Regions from separate parts of the Homo sapiens genome. Here region 2 is linked to region 1. The links are chromatin loops, found by intact Hi-C in ENCODE. Cell type or tissue: heart right ventricle. All regions are shown on one strand. Each heading gives the region's core, and the rest is flanking DNA. Links, peaks and the distances in the headings are about the cores only. Region 1 overlaps GABBR2 (gamma-aminobutyric acid type B receptor subunit 2). Region 2 overlaps ANKS6 (ankyrin repeat and sterile alpha motif domain containing 6).

Region 1 (9,682 bases), core at 1,194-9,193:
CAAGCAGATTCTTCCGGAGGCAGCGGGATGAGTTGGCTTCCGTGTGCACCTGCTCCCACCAAGAAGGCTCGTACCAGCCCGGAATGATCCACTGATATTTACTACCATACATGTTCTCCTCGTATGCCTGTAAAAGATGGAGTGACTATGAGGGCATTGAGAGTCGCACAGTTCAAGGCTCTGTGCCCTGGAAGACAGGTGGGGAGGAAGGCTTCCTCTTCCCAGAGGATTTAGGAAATGTTTAATTACTTGTTTGGTTTCTTCCTTGCTATTTATCAAAGGATCCAAGGTAGTTTATGGATAACATGTATAATAAAATAATAAGTACTGAATAAAAATTAAAACATAAGGGCCCATAAAAATATAAATTATGTTTCCTGAAGATAGAAGGAACAGAATGTAGACAGACCAAAGGTTCTAACCATATTCATCATTAGCTGCAAATTTCACCATGAACTTCCCAGCAGCCCAAGAGAAAAGGGCAACAAGGTTATTTACACAACTCTCATTATCAATAAGGAGAAAACATACCAGATCTTTGGGGAAACAAAGTATTTTCTAGTCTCTAACCCTAAAAATGTCCCATATGGAGAGGATACTGTCAAATTAGCCAGTTTAGTATCAACACAACTTCTACAACAAAGAGATTTCATAAAGCTAATTTTTGTATAGATCTTTACTAAAAGCTGAGGCCTCATAACACAACCCAGGGGGAATAATTTTTAAGGGGCCAAGGCAATTTAATCTAAGTGTGTAGTTTATATAAGATGCCACTTGGCAAACCGAGAAGTCGCTCTGAATCTTTATCCAAAACACAGAGTGTATAAATTCAGATCCTAAAAAAATTCCCTTACATTTTTATATCTTACATGGATCTTATTTGATTGTCACTCACATTCACTCTGGGAGGTGGTTTATCATCCTCATTCTAGAGAGGAGGAAACTGAAAATCAGAGGGAAAGTAACTTTTCCAAGGTCAAACAGTCAGGGAGAAAAGTCAGGCCTGGATCTAGTTCTGCTGACTTTAAGGGTACAAAGCTACACTGCTTGCCTTCCATTTAAAGAAAAGTCATCAGAAGGTTCTAATGCACCCCTACTTGACTCTAATTCTTATTGTCATTATTTTATATCAGGAAAATCATGGTTTTTGATAGCTTTGATTCAAGCAGAAAAGTCCCAGTTTGTAGGACTGTCAGGTTCCATCAAAATTGGGTTCAGAATAAAGTTTCTAAGTGGTGGTCATGTACCCGTAAGTAAACAAAATACCCAGAAGTGACTACAGAGAGCAGGGGTGGATGGAAATTTCCTCTGTGCATTGATGGACTGCCCGCATTCTAAACTGAAACCTTAAACAATCCTTCCGTTCAATCCTGGGGAGTCACCCACATTAGGAGATGTTGGGGAACCATTCATGTCGCACCCCTTGGCCTACAGCAGGGTTAATGTGAGAGGACAGGAGGGTGTAGGGAGAGAAGCCTGAGATTGCTCTGGACCCTGGGAAGGTTCTTGCTGCCTTCCACTTAGGCTCCAGGAGGCTAAAGTGAGGGTCTGTCCACAGAAGGGAGGCCAGAGCTCCCAACAACTCCTATATGTTAGAGAAAAGTTACCATCAATTCTAACAGTCAGAGGGGCACTCTCCTCATCCCAAGTCCAGAGGCTACTCCTCTAAAACACCCTTAATACCTGAGAAAGCCCAGGCTGCAGTGTGGAGCAGCTCATTGGGGTACATGTGAGTTAAAAGATTTGTTCCTTGACTTAAGCTCAGATCCCCTCTCTGTGGTCTCCATCCATTGGTTCGGCAAGGTATCTGAAGATTAAATAGACATTGCTTAACAAAAGACCCCTTCAACTACCTCAAGGCAGTGATCACACTGTCTCTTCACTAGACTCCTTCGATGATACAGGACCTTCGCTTCCCTCATTTTAGACACTGTACTTCTCATAATGCAACCTCAGATCACAGTCATTTTTGCAGCAACTACATTACAATGTTGCCCCAAACAAAACTGTCATGGAAAATACAGAAAACTCTCGTATTTTAATTACCTAACAAAATCCCAGCTGAAGAAAAGCAGGCAGTCTCCGGGGCTTCTCTCTAATGAATGAAATTTAGTCCACAGAAACTTTAAAAAAAAAAAAGAAAAGAAAAGAAAAGAAAAGAAATGCCAGATCCTGGCTGGGGACTAGACTTTTGAATAAAAGGGTCACCCTAGTAATCCCAGGTCATTTAATCAATGGCAGAGCCTGTAAGACTTCACAACTCTCATCTTTTACTGACAGAGATCTCATGTGTATTGAGGTCCCATTATGTGTGTTGCTATTTTTATATATTATTTTATTCTCACAACTACCCTATGAGGTATGCACTATTATCTAAATTTTATAGATGAAATTTTCTCAACACATATAGCTGGTAAGTCAAAGGGACAAGACTCAAAGTCCATTCTTGAAGTTCCGCTCTTAGTAAAACAAAACAAAAGGATTTTTGGAAGTTTTCTCAATCTTATAAGGTTGTGGCAAGGAGACAGCTCCACTTATGAGGAAGTAAGAATCAGTAGATACAGAGTGGCTGGGCGCGTTGGCTCATGCCTATAGCACTTTGGGAGGCCGAGGTGGGCGGATCACTTGAGGTCAGGAGTTCAAGACCAGCCTGGCCAACATGGTGAAACCTTGTCTGTACTAAAAAATACAAAAATTAGCTGGGCATGGTGGCACATGCCTGTAATCCCAGCTACTCAGGAGGCTGAGGCAGGAGAATTGCTTGAACCTGGGAGGCAGAAGTTGCAGTGAGCTGAGATCACACCCCCGTACTCCAGCCTGAGTGACAGAGTGAGACTCTGTCTCAAAAAACAAACAAACAAACAAAAAAACTCAGAGTGAGGATATGAAAAGGCCTTCTGATCAGACACAAAGGCAGATTTTCTTCACACATGTGATAATTAAGACCATGTGGTAATTAATTAAGAGGCAGCACTGAGCAGGAAGTTCAGAGCAGAAAATCAGATCAGCTCTGACAGTTCTTCAACCAGCTACTGTCCTGTTGTAGCTGTTTCTTGTAAGTGAGTTTTCCAGAAAACAGAAGCTTATTCCATTTGAATGATAATACATTTTATTTAGAACATTAGTCAATTTTGATGAAGACAAAACTTTTTCTAACCTAGCTTCTGACTTTTTGGGGAAAAAAATAATACAGTCAAACAGCAGATTTTCTGCCACATGCCTGCCAGGTAACTCATGCACACAACTCCTGGAGCCCCACTTTTCCCATGGACAGACAGAGGAAAGCAAAGCCTGCCTCACTGTACTGGTTTAAGAATTAAATGAGATAATTTGTGTATCATGCATGGCAAACACTATGTTCAGAAACATTTTAGCTGCCCCTTCTCATTCTCTTCTCCTCTTGGTAACCCATAGTTTCATTCTGAACATAAGTCACTGTTCTGGGCTATGTTCTTGGGCTTAGAGAAGACTGCCCCAAACACCAGATGGCCCCAGACAGTTGTACTTAGACTTTGGATCCACTTTTCATGGCTTTTTGTCTCCTTTCTAGCTGTCAGTTCTACACTGTCATTTTTCACTATCATCAAGTTCCTCTGCCTCACTCTGAATTTGCTGCTTTTAAACTGCTATAGACTTGGAAAGTAGGGCGCCTAGATTGCTAAGCATATTTGTAGAGCAAAAGCAAGCAGGCTTTGAGTGAGGCTCTCCTGCAAGGGAGGTAGACTGGGCTTGGATAGATCATCCATTGTCTAATGCAACTGTGGAAATGCCTCCAGGACTCCATTGCAGTATTCCTATGGTCAGAAGGGCTGAGGTTGTTGGACACATGAGTTTTAACTAGGCACTGGTATGCTTCTCTGTCTCCTCTGCCAGTTGGGGAGTTTTGGGAGGGTGGGGCCATGCCAGTTCTCTCCTGGAGCCCCAGGGCTTTCTACAGTGCCTGGTATACAGGGGCTACTCAATCAACGGTTGTGGACCGACCGAATGAATGCATTTCTAATTTACTTGGTCACCTTGATTTTTGTTTTCTTTTTTCTTGAGACAGGGTCTGTCTCTGTCACTCAGGCTGGAATGCTGTGGCATGACCATGGGTCACTGCAGCCTCGAACTTCTGGGCTCCAGCAATCCTCCCACCTCAGCCTCCTGAGTAGCTGAGAATACAGGCAGATGATACCACGCCCAGCTAATTTTTAAATTTTTTGTAGAGATGAGGTCTTGCCATGCTGCCCAGGCTGGTCTAACTCTTGGGCTTAGGCTATCTTCCAGCCTTGGCCTCCCAAAGTGTTGGGATCACAGGCATGAGCCACCACACCTCCATTTTCTCTGCATCTGGTAGAAATGTGGTCTTAGGACCTATGACTGACAAACGGGTACTATTGCATGAGAGTGGGCCATCCTGAGTTCACACGGTTCAGCCCCATGAACCCCTTTGGTTCTTACTAGCTGTATACATGTAGCCATGACACAATTTAAAAAAAAATCTAATTTCATCATTTAATTAAGTTTCCTTTTGCCTCCTCCACTCCCCATGCAAGAAAGACGTTTCCTTTTTATATTAAGGTTTACAACAATAATAGTAATAAACCCTCGCATCAGTAAGGCAGTTAACAGTTAGGATGAAGCTTTCCCTTTGGTGGCCTCATTTAAGCCTCTCGACAACCCCATGAAGCAGACAGGGTACGGATCATTGCTTCCATTTCAGAGATGAGGCAGCTGGGGACCAGAGATGTAAAGCGACCTGATTGAGGTCACACAGCTGGCAGAGCTAAAACCAGAACCCACATTAGAGTGCTTGAGAATTTAGAACAGACCACTGAGGACAGAGGAGAAGACAAAAGCAACATGCCATGCTCATACTGTGCTGATGCCAAAATGAACATTTGCCACAGGGCTATAAATAGGCCTTGCATTTGCTGGAGTCTGCGATCCCATTGGGTGGCAGTTCCAATCTCAAGAACACAGCAACACGCTGTAAAGTTTCCAGGGCAGCATTTGGATGGCAGAGACATGGTTGTTTCCATGTGGTCTCTGCTCTGACTCCAATAGAGATCGGAAGGCTCTCTTGGGGGCCTCTGCTCTGAGCGTCCCCTCCCTCTGTCACTTATCAGTCTTGATCCAGCGTGAAAACATTGAACAGTCTCCTTAGGACCTTCTGGACCTTCCAGAAGAACTCCTTCCCAACCAGACAAGACCATAAGTCCTTGAGGGCAGATTCCATCTGGGGACCCAACACATGGACACTATACCCAGCCCAAAGCCTCTGAGAAACTCCTCGGAATGGGGCAGCAAGTGAAGACTCTAAGAGAAACCTCATCTCAAAATGCCAAAACTAACAAGAGTGAAGAGGAAAATGGGATGAGAAGGTGGGATGATGTCCCCGTACCATGTGGAAGGCAGACAAGCCAGGGGGCTTTGGGTTGAAAGGTAGACAGCCATGCCATCTGTTCAGAAGCAGAAACCATGGCTGGGAAAGCCACTTGGAAACTCACCCCAGTGCGTGGCAGAGTGAGATCACAGTCACACCTGGGCTTTGATTTGGCTTAAATCAGAACATAAGGCCCATCTATGTTTCTTGCAAACTGGAGGTGGCCAGGGTCTGGTGTGGCATCTTCATAGATCATTTTTATTAATTTATTTTTTCTGAAGTTATTTGTTTTCCTCATTCGATCAACACCAATCACCCACCATGTACCAGCTCCTTGCAAGGCCCTGGGGATACTGGAGAGGGGATACCGAGTTTCTTTTGTAAAAGAAAGCACGCTCTCAAATTTGGACCATTATTTTCCTTTTTAAAGTGGGTTATTTCTGGACCCTACGTAGTAAGCAGCAAGGTTTTATGAGTTTTGGAGTAAAATTTTTATATCTATTCACTCTATATTTTCTATTTTTCTCATGGTCCTCCTTCGATTTCAATGTGGAAAGACCTCTTGCTACTCTCCACTGATAAATAGAATGCTTAACACAATTTTGTGGAATCTACCCATAAAACTTGCCAGTAAATGGTGGCCCATTCCATCTTTGGACACCTGAGACCCTATATAAACAACCAAAAAAAGATGGCTGGTATCTGCTGAGGGTTCACTGTACATGAGGTACTATGCAGAGGGTTTTTGCTCAACAATCTTATCAGACAGGTGTTACAATCCCCATTTTACAGATGAGAAACTGGGGCTCAGAGAGTGTAAACAACATACCCAACTTCAATAATAAGTAGCAGAACAGGGACTCAAGCCCAAGCTGATTGGCTCCTGAGTGCCAGCCTCCATCCAAGATCCCCTGAAATGTCAGCCTCACAGCCTCTCCCTTCTCCCGGCTAAATCAGAAGATGATCGGACAGTTCTCGTTTTGCTCCTGAGCCTTCAGGTTCAAATAACCACACGTGACCACGGCTTGCAGCCACTACCCTATCCTCGCTGCTTGTCTCTTTTCAATTCCTACATCTGTCCAAAACAGGCCACCAGGAGCTGGGCAGGTCTCCCTAGGTGGGGTCTCTCCAGCAAAGAGCAGAGGGACTACCCTGCCCTGGGTGTAGACATGCAATTTGAGGTCACCTCGGCTCTCTGGCACTGTGCTCATGCTGATGACCTTAGTTGCCAGACCCGGTAGTAAACTGGGGGTCATCTGGAACATCCAAAGTCCCTTCTCTTCTCAACACACAGTACTCCTCAGCTATCCCTCTACCACTTGGACTTAGGCAGCTTCATTTGTTCTAATATAATATGTTAGGACCATTTACTCTGCTTGGATTTAATCAAACATTCCAACCTGTTAAAGTTCTTTGCACTCAAACTCTGTCATCCAATGTATTTCATGATTTCTAGAATTCCTATTTATAACCTCATCCACATTACTGACAAAAAGATCAGAGATCTGCGGCCCGTCACCAGACACTACGCCTAGAATGACCTCAGTCTAAAAGGTGAAGCTTATTGGGCAGACAGTGACTCACCTGCCTGGGCTTTCATTTTGTTGACTTTTCTCCTGACATGATGGGGAGGATTGGGAGCTGGGACATCAAAATGGAAACTGACTTAGTTCCTGTGTTCTGTCCCCTACATCTAACTTAAGCTAGAAGTCATATGGAGAAAACCTTTTTTTTTTAGAGACTAGATTGGGGATCAGGTTAATGGGGATGGAGCCTTGGCTCTGCCATGAATTGGCTGAGGGCCCTTGGACAAGTCCCTTTACTCTATGGAGCTCTATTTCCTCATCTGTAAAATGGGAAAATCATAGTTGCTTCACATGGTTATTGAAAAGATTAAATGAGATAAGGCATAAAAAGGTCACCTTTGTCATCTGTCACTAGACAGCTGTAAAGGATTCAGGAGGAGAAAATCAATAGTTGATAATTTGTCCCTAACCTAAGACTCTGAGCCCTACCTACAGGGCAGGGAGGGGGTCTGAGTCACTTCAGCCTCACCCTGATTTCTGGTATCTCCCTGGCTAAGTTGAGCAGACTTAGAATTAGCCAACAAGGCTTAGACTATGGGTTAGACTGAGGTCCCTGGTTCCTCGATGATGGTATTGTTCTGAGCCCTGGGGTTTTAGCTCCCTGGAAAGAGGAAAGAACAGTGAACGCAACTCTTCTGCTTCCAGGAACCCAGGCTCCAGTCCTGTGATCCCACTCACAGACTGAGCAGGGAGATAATGAGTATGGGAAAAAGCTTCGTGAACCTCCCCAAAGACACGAATGATACAACTGTTTTACTTACACAACAGAACACTTTTGCTGCCATATTCTGGTCAAACTGGCCAAGGATGATCCGCACATCATTCCCCTGTGGATGGAAGGACACATCATGAAGGTGAGTAGATGTTCAGCACCCCATAAAGGGTTCAAGGCTGTGGCAGACAACATTCCTTCACCTCTGGCTCTTAGCCCAGAGCTCTGCCTGGGAAGGTGGGCAGGGCAGAACCTCACCCCCAACCCCAGCCCAGCCTGGATTCTCTAGCCCTCTCCAGGGCTGGCTTTCCTGTGGCTCCTGCAGTCAGTCCACCCTGGTCTCATGGGCAAGCCCTAGGGCAAGTCTGTACAGGCTGGAGGCTAAAGCTGACTGCTCTCAGGGGCCTTGCAACCTCCCCTGTTCTCCTCCCACCAGGGCAGGCAAATCCTGCAGTCCATGGAAGCATCATCTAACTTTCTTCCACACTTTACATATAGGAAAACTGAGGCCAGATGAGGAGAAAGGAGCTTCTAAGGCCCCTGGGGAGTTTGTGGCAGAGACAAGACCCCAGCCAACCACACTCTGCTGCCCTGCACAGTGTTCTAGCCCTTTCTACCTTCCTGATAGTTAATCCCTCAAGAAATTCCTGGAGCCTACAGAGCTTCCCAATTAAGAGGTTTCAGACTTGCTTTGAGCTTTGTTCGCATCTCAGCTCTACCAACAAACCATGGGTGGCCTCTGGTCGCTCCTTTTCCATCTCAGCCCCAGTTTCCTCATCTGCAAAATGAGGATAATGGTAGTACGTTCCTTACCGGATTTCTGGGAAGACTAAGTGAAATAGTCCTTGTAAAGTGCTTAACACAGTGCCTAGCACATAGTGAGTGTCCACCTTTATTTCTAAGGAAAATCTATTTTTGAAAGCTCTATACATGGGATTACATTCATTATCTCAGTGTGGTTAATAGGAATGTGTACAGTGACCCCTGTGACTCATTCATTCATTCAACAGACAATTACTGAGCATCAGCCAGAGGCTCTCATGGGTCAGGTAAATGGGGTCTTTGTTGCTTTCTGGGGCATTGGGATCCAGCTGCGTCCTGTCCCATGGAGAAGAACAGGCTGAAAGAGAACGGGTGGGGCGGCCACCAGGAGACCAGCCAGGCCCTGGCCCAAACACCTGCTCCCCATCCCAGCCGCTTCCTGCCCTCCACAGTGAGGCCCAGCCTTGCAGGTGGTGCCACCTTCCTGCAGTTCATCCATCCCCTCCAGCAGGCCTCATGGCCCTTTGATGCATAAAGTAGAAAAATATGCTTTTAAAGATCAGTTTTTAGCATCTTTCAAAATTGGAAAGTGCTGACTGAGAGGCCATTTTACTCATCATGTACTTTAGCAAAATAAAGAAGGCCTGGATTCTAAAATCATCTTTCGTTTGCAAGCAAGAATGGAAAGAAGAGGGGAAAAAAAACACTGGCTCTGAAAGGACTTTAAAAGATCGTTAACAGAGCAGTGGAAGGAAGGCAAGCCTTTGTCATCACCACGTCTGCAATGCTATAAAAAGTTCTAAGCTGCTTCCGTTCTGTGGACTTGCTTCCAGGCATGCTCCAAGATCTTTCTGCTTGTTCGTTAAAAATTTTTAGCATTTTTTGCTGCTGACAGTACCCATGCATCCATCCATCCTTTCATCCAGCAAGTATCTATTGATCATCTACTTTGTGCCAAACCCTGTGTTGCTAAACATGGTATGGTAAAAACAGCTTATTAGATTTTGAAGTCAGAGACCTGGGTTCAAATCACAGCTCCACCTCTGATTAGCTGAAAACTTTGCTTCTTAATCTCCTGGAGCCTCAATTCCTTCATCTCTGAGAAAGGGATAATCCTATCTACCTTGCCCAGTGGTTGTCAATTCATCATAATGAAACTCACCCGGTGGCTTCCATGCTGCTCTCTGCTGGCTCCCCTCGTGCCTGCCTGGCCACTCCTGCTCATACTCCTCATCATCAGCTCCTGACCTTTCTGCC
Region 2 (9,682 bases), core at 941-8,940, 300 kb after region 1:
TGAATTGCAGCCGCCAAAAAGATACACAGTGTCCTAATTCCCAGAACCTTTGACTGTTACCTTATGAGGCATGAGAATGAGGATGAGCTTATATGTGCTTACCTAAGATGTGCCCAAGTCAAGGATTTTGAGAGGAGGAGCTTATCCTGGATTATCCAGGTGGGCTCTAAATGCAATCACATGTATCTTTATAAGAGAAAAGGCAGAGGGAATTTTGACAAATGAGGAAGCAATGTGACCACGGAGGCCGAGACTGGAGTGATGCAGCCACAAGCCAAGCGAAGCCTAGAATCAAGAGAAGCTGTCAGAGGAAAGAAAGGATCTCCCCGGAGCCTCCCGAGGGAGCAGGGCCCTGCTGACACCTTGATTTCAGACTTTCTGCCTGCAGGACTGTGAGAGAATACATTTCTGTTGTTTTAAGCCATGCAGTTTGTGGTGACTTGTTACAGCAGCCATAGGACACCAAAACGAAGGTCCTCTTGTTGGTCCTCTACTGTGGGCACTCCTAAGGGAGAGACAGTGACAGATCCCAGGGCCCTGGCCCCCCACTGTGGGCACTCCTAAGGGAGGGACAGTGACACGATCCCCAGGGCCCAGAATGAGGCCCCTCTGCTGAGTAAGCGAAACAGAACACACTTGCAAAGGCCATAGCTCACGTTCTCTCTCCCTCTACCTGGGACGCTGCTGCCTGCACTCCACTGGGGAGAAAACTCTTCCACAGCCTGCAAATCCCAGCTCAGCTGTCGCCTCTTCCTGGAGGCCTCCCGAGTGCCCTACCACACACGGTCACCTCTCTGGCGCTCCCACACTCCTAACACTGCTCCCTGCCTCATGTTCTGTGCCTGTGTCTTTGCCACCCAGACCACCACCTCTTCTAGGGCAGAATGGGGCTGACTGGGCTACATGGCAGTGGGATTCAGTTAATGTTCACTGAGCAAATGAAGCAAGTCAAGTTGATGTTCTGTCCCTCTAGGGTTAAATTCTCAAGGAAACACAGCCATAGAAGAAGTCTCAGGGATGGGTTCTACAACTCCCCCGTTCCTACCTGATCGAGAATAGTGGACTAAATGCAAACCTGTCCTGCCTGTTTTGAGAGCATCTCCAGGCGCCAGGCTCTTGGTCTCCTGCAGGTGATCTCATACTATCATAGCCCTAGGAGGCAGCAGTGAGTGCTGGGGTCAGCCCCATCGTATAGAGATAGAGGCCACACGTTTCTCCAATCACCCAGCACATGGCGACAGGGTCAGTCCTGAATCCCTTCGTCTTGCCCATTTGCTGCATCTACCATCTAGATACAGGTTACACACAGATACCTTCCACACTGATGAGACTGTCAATTTCAGAAACAGACCAAGAGCCACCAAGTTAGAAATCACTACAGTCAAAAGGATAGAAGTCATACTCTTGGGCACAAGAAAACACCAGTAGCACACAGAGTTGCCGCTGAGTGTTTGCTCTTGATTATGGTTCACTCACACTTGGCTGGTGATCTTCAGCTATTACTCCCACTCCCTGGGTCCCAGTTTCCTCATCTACTAAAAGGAAGGTTGGATTAGATGGATCAGGTCTTCAAACTGTGCTCCTTGGAGATCTAGGGTTCCAGTGAGGGGACAGATGTTCCCTGCTACCTCAACATTTTAATCTATTTTCCATACTGAGTTGCTCTGTAGGGCTTCATTAGACAAAAGGATATCATCCATTCAAAAGAAAAAAAAAGTTGCAACCCCTCTGGATTCGTCGGTTTGAGGTCCCGCTGCCTGGAACACACCATGATCTCAGTGAGCAGTGAGTGATGTGTAAAAGTGTGTCAGAAGACAACTTACAGTGTCTGTGCCCCCGCCGCCCACGGGGTGGCCCCTGCTGGCTCTCTGGGGCAGCGCAGTCTTCATGGGGTCTGCCTTCCCGTTGTGACGCGTCCGGGACCGATCAGAGCTCCACAGCTCAAAACTGGAAGGGGGTAGGAATGGGGGGATGACTGCTTTCAGCTTGTCACTCGGGAGTCTGGTGAGGGGAGCTCCGTTTCGAAGCTGAAAAAGACAGGCTGAGGGTTAGACAAGCCCCCAGGAGGGCTCCCAACTCTGCAGGAAAGACTCCATGTTTTTCCTGCTTCTTGGGGCATGGCACCACCATCCACCCCTCCACCCAAGCCGGGAGCTATGTGGCATCTACAGCTCTCCTCCCAGTAACCGCACAACACCCATGTCTGCTCTGCGCCAACACCAGGCTTCTTCTGGATCTCTCCTCACAGCAGCAAGATCAGAATGGGGCAGAGGAGACAGAGCGCCAAGGAGAAGCAGATGATGTTGGTGTGCTGTGGGGGAGGCAGGGGAACTGGGAGAACACAGAGGAGGGGTGCCCCTGCTGCACAGTGAAGGCACCTTTGTGGGAACCGAGCTGAGAACGACAGTTTAAGCTGGGCCAGTGAGGACCAGGAGGTGCATTCCAGACTGAGTGAGGGGCCAGAATATGGAAAGGCCTGGAACCTAGAGGAGCAGGACATGGGTGCAGTGCTGCAAGGAGACCAGCATGAGCAGCCATTGGGAGTGAAGAAGGAAGCAGGAGGTGATAAGGGCTAGGGCTCAGCACCACTCTCTTCCCCAGCCCCCCACATCCCAGCTTGCTCCAGCCACGCCTCCTGCTGCTGACATTTAATTGTAATTTAATTTTTAATTTTGAAAATGTGATTTGGGGGTCAGTATAAAATCTACACAGTAATGACTGTTAGATCTTCAAGGAAGTGTTCACAGACCAAGCTCACCTTAATTAAGAAAAATAGTGAACTTTGTGCCAGATGGAGCTTTGCAGCAACGGGCATCCCACAGCTAAACTCGCCTCGGGAGCCGAGCAGGCGGGCATCTCCACACTGATGGCTGCACATGCCCATCAGCAGGGCAGCCGGGCCACCCCACCCATTATGGGGGGGCAGGCACACTGGCGCCCTCTACAGGGCATGAGCAGTTGGGGAAGTAGTACACCTCCGGGGTTCCCAGGCTGGCTCTGTCCTGCTTTTCTGAGTCTCTAAACAAGTGCTGTCCCCTCTTTCCCTCTAGACCACAACAAGCTCATCCAGCAAACGGGGTTGAGTTGGAAACTCACAGCGACAAATCCACCACCACAAAAGGGTATTTTCCCTCCCTGGGGTAACAGTCTAAATTGTTGCTATCTTTCTGGAAGCCAATGACATTCACAACCTTTGACCCAGGAATTCCATTTCTAGGTATTCATCCTGAGCAAATAATCAGGCAAGTGGGGGAAACGAAGGTATAAGGACATTCATCTGAGCTGTTAAAATAACAAAAAACTAGAAATCCCAGAGTCTGACAGTTCAGTCTTGGATAAAGAGACACGTTCCTACACTAGAATGTTCTAATGTAGCCATTAAATATGATGTGGCTACATGGTGTTTTATGACATGGAAAAGATGGTCACAACACATAAATCACAAATAAATTGGATTCAACACAATATGGGAAAGATACTAACAGTGCCAACCTCAGGAATATTAAATGAGCTGATACATGCAAAGTGCGATGAATAGTAGCTGGTACTTAGTAAAAGCTATGGTATTTGCTATTATTATATACAACATCATATCATATTTATACATGCTAAAAAACTGCTTACAAAAAATACTCAAAAGACATATCCATAAAAATGCCAACCATGGTTATAGTTGGGTGTGTGATCAGGGATGAATTTATTTTCCTTCTATATGTTTTACTGCTTCTTCCAAAATTTCTAAAATAGCATTTCTGTCTTCACACCAAAAATAATTATTGCTATTTAATAACATGATCAAACGTCAGGCAGCACAAGCCCCCACAGTCAGTGTTCGAGCCATCAATTTACACCTGTTGGGGTGGCAGGGAGCCGTGGGCAGATTGGGTCAGGACCCCTCGCTGGGCTCTAAAGTTCCTGACACTGCTGATGCCTTTTCTGGGAGCCCCCTCTGCTCCCTTGTCCTCAGCAATACTGCCCTCTGCTGGCTAGTATTAGGGTCTTAGCGCTAAAGGGACTCAAGTCCAACTTTAACCACTAAGCTCTCATGTCAGAGGAAACAAACGTGAAACCCAGAGAGGGGAGGTAACACATCCAAGTTCACACCACGGAGCTTATTCTGGGCCAGACACTATGCTAAGAACTTCCTGGGAGTGATCTTGTTTAAAAACCATAACCATGAGGGATCCCCGAAGTCAGAGACTGCAAACTGTCCCCCAGTATCTACTTTTCACATCTTAGAAATGACACCCCTAATGTTCATTTAGATGGGCACAGGACCACTTGGAACAAAGACTTCATTTCCCAGCTTCCCCACTGTGATTTAAGCAGAGTAGTTGCCAAAAACCCTTTTTTTTTTTTTTTTTAAAGACAGAATCTTGCTCTGTTGCCCAGGCTGGAGAGCAATGGCACGAGCTTGGTTCACTGCAACCTCCACCTCCCGGGTTCAAGCAATTCTCCTGCCTCAGCCTCCCGAGTATCTGGTATTACAGGCGCCCACCACCATGCCCAGCTAATTTTTGTATTTTTAGTAGAGATGAGGTTTCACCATGTTGGCCAGGCTGGTCTCAAACTCCTGACCTCACGTGATTCACCTGCCTCCGCCTCCCAAAGTGCTGGGATTACAGGCATGAGCTACTGTGCGTGGCCCCAAGAAACTTCCTTAAAGACAGCTGGCATGTGCCCATGGCTACCTCTTCTCCCCTCCTCTCTCCTGCTGGCTGGAATGAGGCCGTCATGGGCCAGAGCTCTGGCAGCCATCTTGAACCAAGAGGTGACCTGAGAAACAGAAACTACACATGGGGGACCAACAGGCAGAAAGGACTCAAGTCCCTAACTCCAATGAGCCATATACTAGTTCTGGACTTTGTTTACTTGAATGAAGTAGGCTGCTGTCTTATTTACACCATTGTTACTTGGGGATTTTCCGTTACTCACAGTTGACCCTAATCCTAATACATCTCTAAGTTACAGATGAGGAAACTGAGGCCTCCCCAGCTGGAAACATAGCCTCCTCTTTGACTCCTCTCACCCTGGTTCTCCACAGCCCAAATGGTGAGTCTTCATTTCTCATGCTGCCCATCAATTCCTACCCTCAATCCCCTGCCTCCATGAGAACAGGGCCAGGGCTGACACCCAGCGGGTGAGCACCAGCACAGCCCTCTCCACAGTTTAGAGCTGGCATCTGTTCTGACTCCTCAGTGCCAGAGCTAAGCCCACTGTTACACATTCTCATCACCAACCCTATCTGTGACCACTACAAAGACAGACAAACACCTACATCCCTCCTTGTAAATCAATCAACTGATGATTGCCGGAGACCTAAAATGCTTTTAGAAAAGCCCCACACTCACCATGGTTGTCAATAACGTGTCTTCCTTTTCTCCTCTTGTGCTCCCAGGACCTGAGAGACAAATGGAAATTTCCTGAAATGACCCCTCCACGTGTCCACAGCATAAGGATGAGTGACTGGGGCAGGCTTCAACCTGGAAAACCAACTCTCCTGGGTGCTTAAATATTTAATAATAATTGGTATTCGATATTTTAATAGAAGGAAGGCATTTAAAAGGTATATTGGAGCATGTTTTCAGCTTTTCCATAAACCACTGCCGTACTGAGTCAGACAGTGGTGCCCCCAGCTCAATAGTCTGTCTCAGACAGTGGTGCCAAAGTAGCTAATCTGGTCATGGGGAATCTGACTGTTAGAAGGGATCTTATCTATGTTCCAGTCAGTATGGGAATCTCCTTCAGCAAACTGACAAAGTTATCCAAGCTGTTGAATACCTTGAGTGACGGGGAGCTCACTACTCACACCCTCCCAGTAACTCATTTTATTTCAAGATGCTTTCAGTGTCATAGACCAATCACATTTCAGAGGTGGGGAAAACCACCTATCAAAGGCAAGAGAGAGGACGACTCCCTGTCGTCCCTCAGCAGGGAGTGTGGGACAGGAACCTGGGCCTCTTGCCACTGGCCAGCACCTTCTCATTCTATCACACTCTTGGTGGTTGTGTCCCTGCCTAAGTATCTTTTCCACCAGACCAGCCTCTATGCTCCAGTGTCCCATTCCAACATCATCTTACCCCTGACAGCAACCCAGGAGGTAGGATGAAGGGCAGAGGGTACAGGCTCAGACCATTCCAAAAATTCTACTGCACATGCAGACTTTTCTCACCATTGTCTTTGGTCACAGGGGCCGCATCAGGGAGTGCAGAGCGGCTTGTCTTGTCCTGGGGGGCAGCCCTCATTGTGGAGTCCAGAGCTGGCTCAGGCTCGTCAGAGAAAGGCAAAGGCTGGTTGCTGGACAGCCCACGGGGCAGCGTCTGCATCAGTTTGAGCTTTCGGAACCGATTGGACATTCGGTTCCACCAGGACTGCCAAAGGAACGCAGAGCAGAAGTCATGCTCCAGGAAGGGCAAGGAGACCAGGCCCAGGACCTGCCAGCCCAGAGACAGTGACTACATTCACATGTGCCTGCCCTCCCCTCTCCTGGGGCCCAGACAGACATTACTGATCAATGATAGCACCCATTCCCAATAAGCCATGGTTACTCACTAAATCTTTCCTGACCCAGCCCTTAGGCAGTCACTTCCAATAGCCTGGAGGTGGCAGTGAACCCTATTTGCCACCCCTCATCTAATCAATCTCCTCATTGCACAGATTGAGAAATGGAGACCCAGACAGGATTGCTGACTTGCTTGAGGTCTTACAGTGAGACAGGGACAGATGGACACAGAGGCAGCTCCAGATTCCTAAGCGTCTACAATAGCATAATCTCCCTCCTCCTGCTCTGGTGATAACGTGAGAGGCATCAGGATCTCTATACCAGGGCCTGGGCCAGCTGCTCCTATAGCTGAGCCTCACCTAGAGAGGACAGGCACTACCTCCTGGGAACGCTTGTAACCCATGACCACTCAGAGGTTAATGAACAGCCACGAAGGGCATCTGTGAGGGCCTGCCTGTGGAAATGGCAGTAAGAGCAGGAATGAAGGGAGCTATGAGAACAACACAGTCAGGAAGGATGCAGAGCTTGAGCCAGCAATGGACACAAAAGGAGCGCCGAGTCTGCAGCCCTCAGAAGGCGCTACCACCCCATGCAGACTGGGGAGGTCAGCAGACAAGACCAGTGTGTTGTTTTGTTTTCTCAGGCATAAAGTAAGTTTGATTTCAAACAAGTAGAGCAGGATGTGGAAGATGAGAAATCCAAAGAGAAAGTCTCAGCTTGCAGTTACAAGCAGCCACCAGAGCTTGTTTCTGGTGTTTCCAGGAAGCTGGCAGGGCCTGTGGACTGCAGGGAGACCCCAGAGTGGCATGATCAGCAAATATCCTGCACAGTAAAGCAGAGGCTGCAAACGGATTCCTTGGGAAGAGAAGTGTTTGCTTTGGCCAGCTCAGTACTACATCATGCAGAATTTTCTAAAATTCCCTGTACTTATAAATTAAGATTCCATATCAAAATCTGGATTTCTATTTTTTCCTTTAAAAAAAAAAGAGAGAGAGATCTAGTAATATGGACCCACATTCCTTTTTGAGACAAGTTCTTGTTCTGTCGCCCAGGCTGGAGTGCAGTGACGTGATCTCAGCTCACTGCAACCACAGCCTACCAGGCTCAAGCTTTTTTCTTTTTTTTTGAGACGGAGTTTCGCTCTGTCGCCCAGGCTGGAGTGCAGTGGCGCGATCTCGACTCACTGCAAGCTCCGCCTCCCGGGTTCACGCCATTCTCCTGCCTCAGCCTCCCGTGTAGCTGGGACTACAGGCGTGCGCCACCATGCCCGGCTAATTTTTGTATTTTTAGTAGAGACGGGGTTTCACCGTGTTAGCCAGGATGGTCTCAATCTCCTGACCTCGTGATCCGCCCGTCTTGGCCTCTCAAAGTGCTGGGATTACAGGCGTGAGCCACCGTGCCCGGCCGCGTGGACCCACATTCTTACAAAGCAGCCACTGTTGCCACAACATGGTCACAGTCTCCCCAGTTTTTCCTGGTCCCCTTTGTTTCCTATTGCTCAATGCCAGCTCACCTGCCACCCCTGCAGGGACTCCCTAGCATAAACCAGCCTGGGTGCATAGGAGGCAGCAGGCTCCCCGCCAGCCCCCATCTCCCTAGCCCCCAAGCCCCTTTAAGACAGGAAAAGGCAAACCTTCAGTCCACCCTTGTCATCGGGCAGCACTGGGATGCTCCAGGGCTGTCGGACCTTCGAGTGGGGCAGGGGAGGCTGGTGGCTCGGCCGGCCTTTGTCTTTATTCACCTGCATGCAGACAGATGCCAGCAGTCGAACAAGTTCCGTGTCTATGGACACAAAAGGCATCATTTTACCTGCAAATATGTCTGTTGGGCCATAAGGAGAAGACTCAAGATGACCCCTGTTAGACTTAGAACTCAGCCCTGCAGCTCCAGGGTCTGTGTAATTCCAGAATCAAGGCACCTGCCTCTCCATCTGATCTTCAAAAGGTGGCAAACAAAGCCAGCAGGGCTTAACCTACTTAACCAGAAAGAAAAACCGGAAGTCCTCTCTCATGAGGAAGGCAGGGGGACAGTGTGTTTAAAAGTGCAGGCTTCACAGCCAGGCTGCAGAGGTTCAGATTCTGCTTCTGTCCCTCCCTGGCTGTGTAACTGCAGGTAAATTACAAAGCCTCTTTGTGCGTCTGTACAAGTCAGTGACATTAATACCCACCACATAAAGGTATCTTATCAATTCACGGGAATTCCTTTAGAGCAATACAAGTGCTTTAAAAATACTAAGTATTATGAAGTTATTAGGAACCCAACTCAGTTATATAAAAAAAGCATTGCAAAAAAGATTGAGAAGAAACTACTCCAAACTATTAACAATGCTTTTTCTTGATGACTATTTCTTTTTTTTTTTTTTTGGAGACAGAGTCTTGCTCTGTCACCCAGGCTGGAGTGCAGTGGCACAATCTTGGCTCACCGCAACCTCCACCTCCTAGGTTCAAGCGGTTCTTTGCCTCAGCCTCCCATGTAGCTGGGGCTACAGTGCCCGCCATCATGCCTGGCTAATTTTTGTATTTTTAGTAGAGATGGGGTTTCGTCATGTTGGCCAGGCTGGTCTCGAACCCCTGGCCTCAAGTGATCGACCCACCTCAGCCTCCCAAAGTGCTGGGATTATGGGCGTGAGCCATCCACGCCAGGTTATTTCTTTTTTCTCTCCAAGTATTCAATAATAGGCATGAGTTTCTTCAAAAGTTTTGTGTAAACACTTCATTTAAAAACCCAGTAGGCAAAATATTCCTAGGAATAGACTGTTTTATTGGGAAAGGGAATAAACGGCAGTGGAGGCTAGGGAGAAGAGGAACACTGAAAAGATGAGTTTCTCAGAAAAAGTGTGTATGAGATCCAGCGAGAGTGGCTGCGGACTGATTCCGAATAACAAACTCTTGGCAAGTGAAGAAGGTCTCCAATGAGGTGGAGTAGGATCACTGGACTTGGGGCACAGGACTCCAACCCTCTGGCTGGGACAGATCACTTCCCGAGTCTTGGCGACCTCATCTCTTCAAGAGGATGTGAACCTCTGCTTCCCCTCTCAGACCTCTTTGAGGGTCAAACAGAACCAAGTGTGCATCTGTGAAGTGCAGGGGCCTGCAGCAGGGAAGGGGTGGCAAGGGTGGCAGTGCTGTGACGAGGAAGGGCATGCCTGCTGGCTACCCCTCTAGCTAAGAGGGGCAGCAG

The links. A loop is a pair of places that touch in the nucleus more often than their neighbours do. Peaks named below come from ENCODE experiments on the same cell type or tissue, not always from the same donor. Only the 100,000 strongest peaks of a DNase experiment are listed, where the experiment ranks them.
Region 2: it touches region 1 in a loop (2.5-fold over the local background); 3 of 110 quality-filtered maps call a loop at or near these places.

Annotation. Positions count from the first base shown.
Region 1 is chr9:98,473,220-98,482,901 of GRCh38, forward strand. GABBR2 (gamma-aminobutyric acid type B receptor subunit 2) reads right to left here. Exons shown (of 19, transcript NM_005458.8): 5 at 7,713-7,778; 6 at 1-127. Among named protein-coding and RNA genes, the nearest start is that of TBC1D2, 220 kb to the left of the region's middle. In heart right ventricle, for the core only: no CTCF peak of the experiment used is centred there; a DNase peak (open chromatin) is centred at 4,934; H3K27me3 peaks cover 265 bases.
Region 2 is chr9:98,772,054-98,781,735 of GRCh38, forward strand. ANKS6 (ankyrin repeat and sterile alpha motif domain containing 6) reads right to left here. Exons shown (of 15, transcript NM_173551.5): 6 at 8,136-8,284; 7 at 6,173-6,371; 8 at 5,352-5,401; 9 at 1,824-2,027. Among named protein-coding and RNA genes, the nearest start is that of ANKS6, 20 kb to the right of the region's middle. In heart right ventricle, for the core only: CTCF peaks have their summits at 2,933 (motif pointing left), 3,981 (motif pointing left) and 4,193; a DNase peak (open chromatin) is centred at 3,968.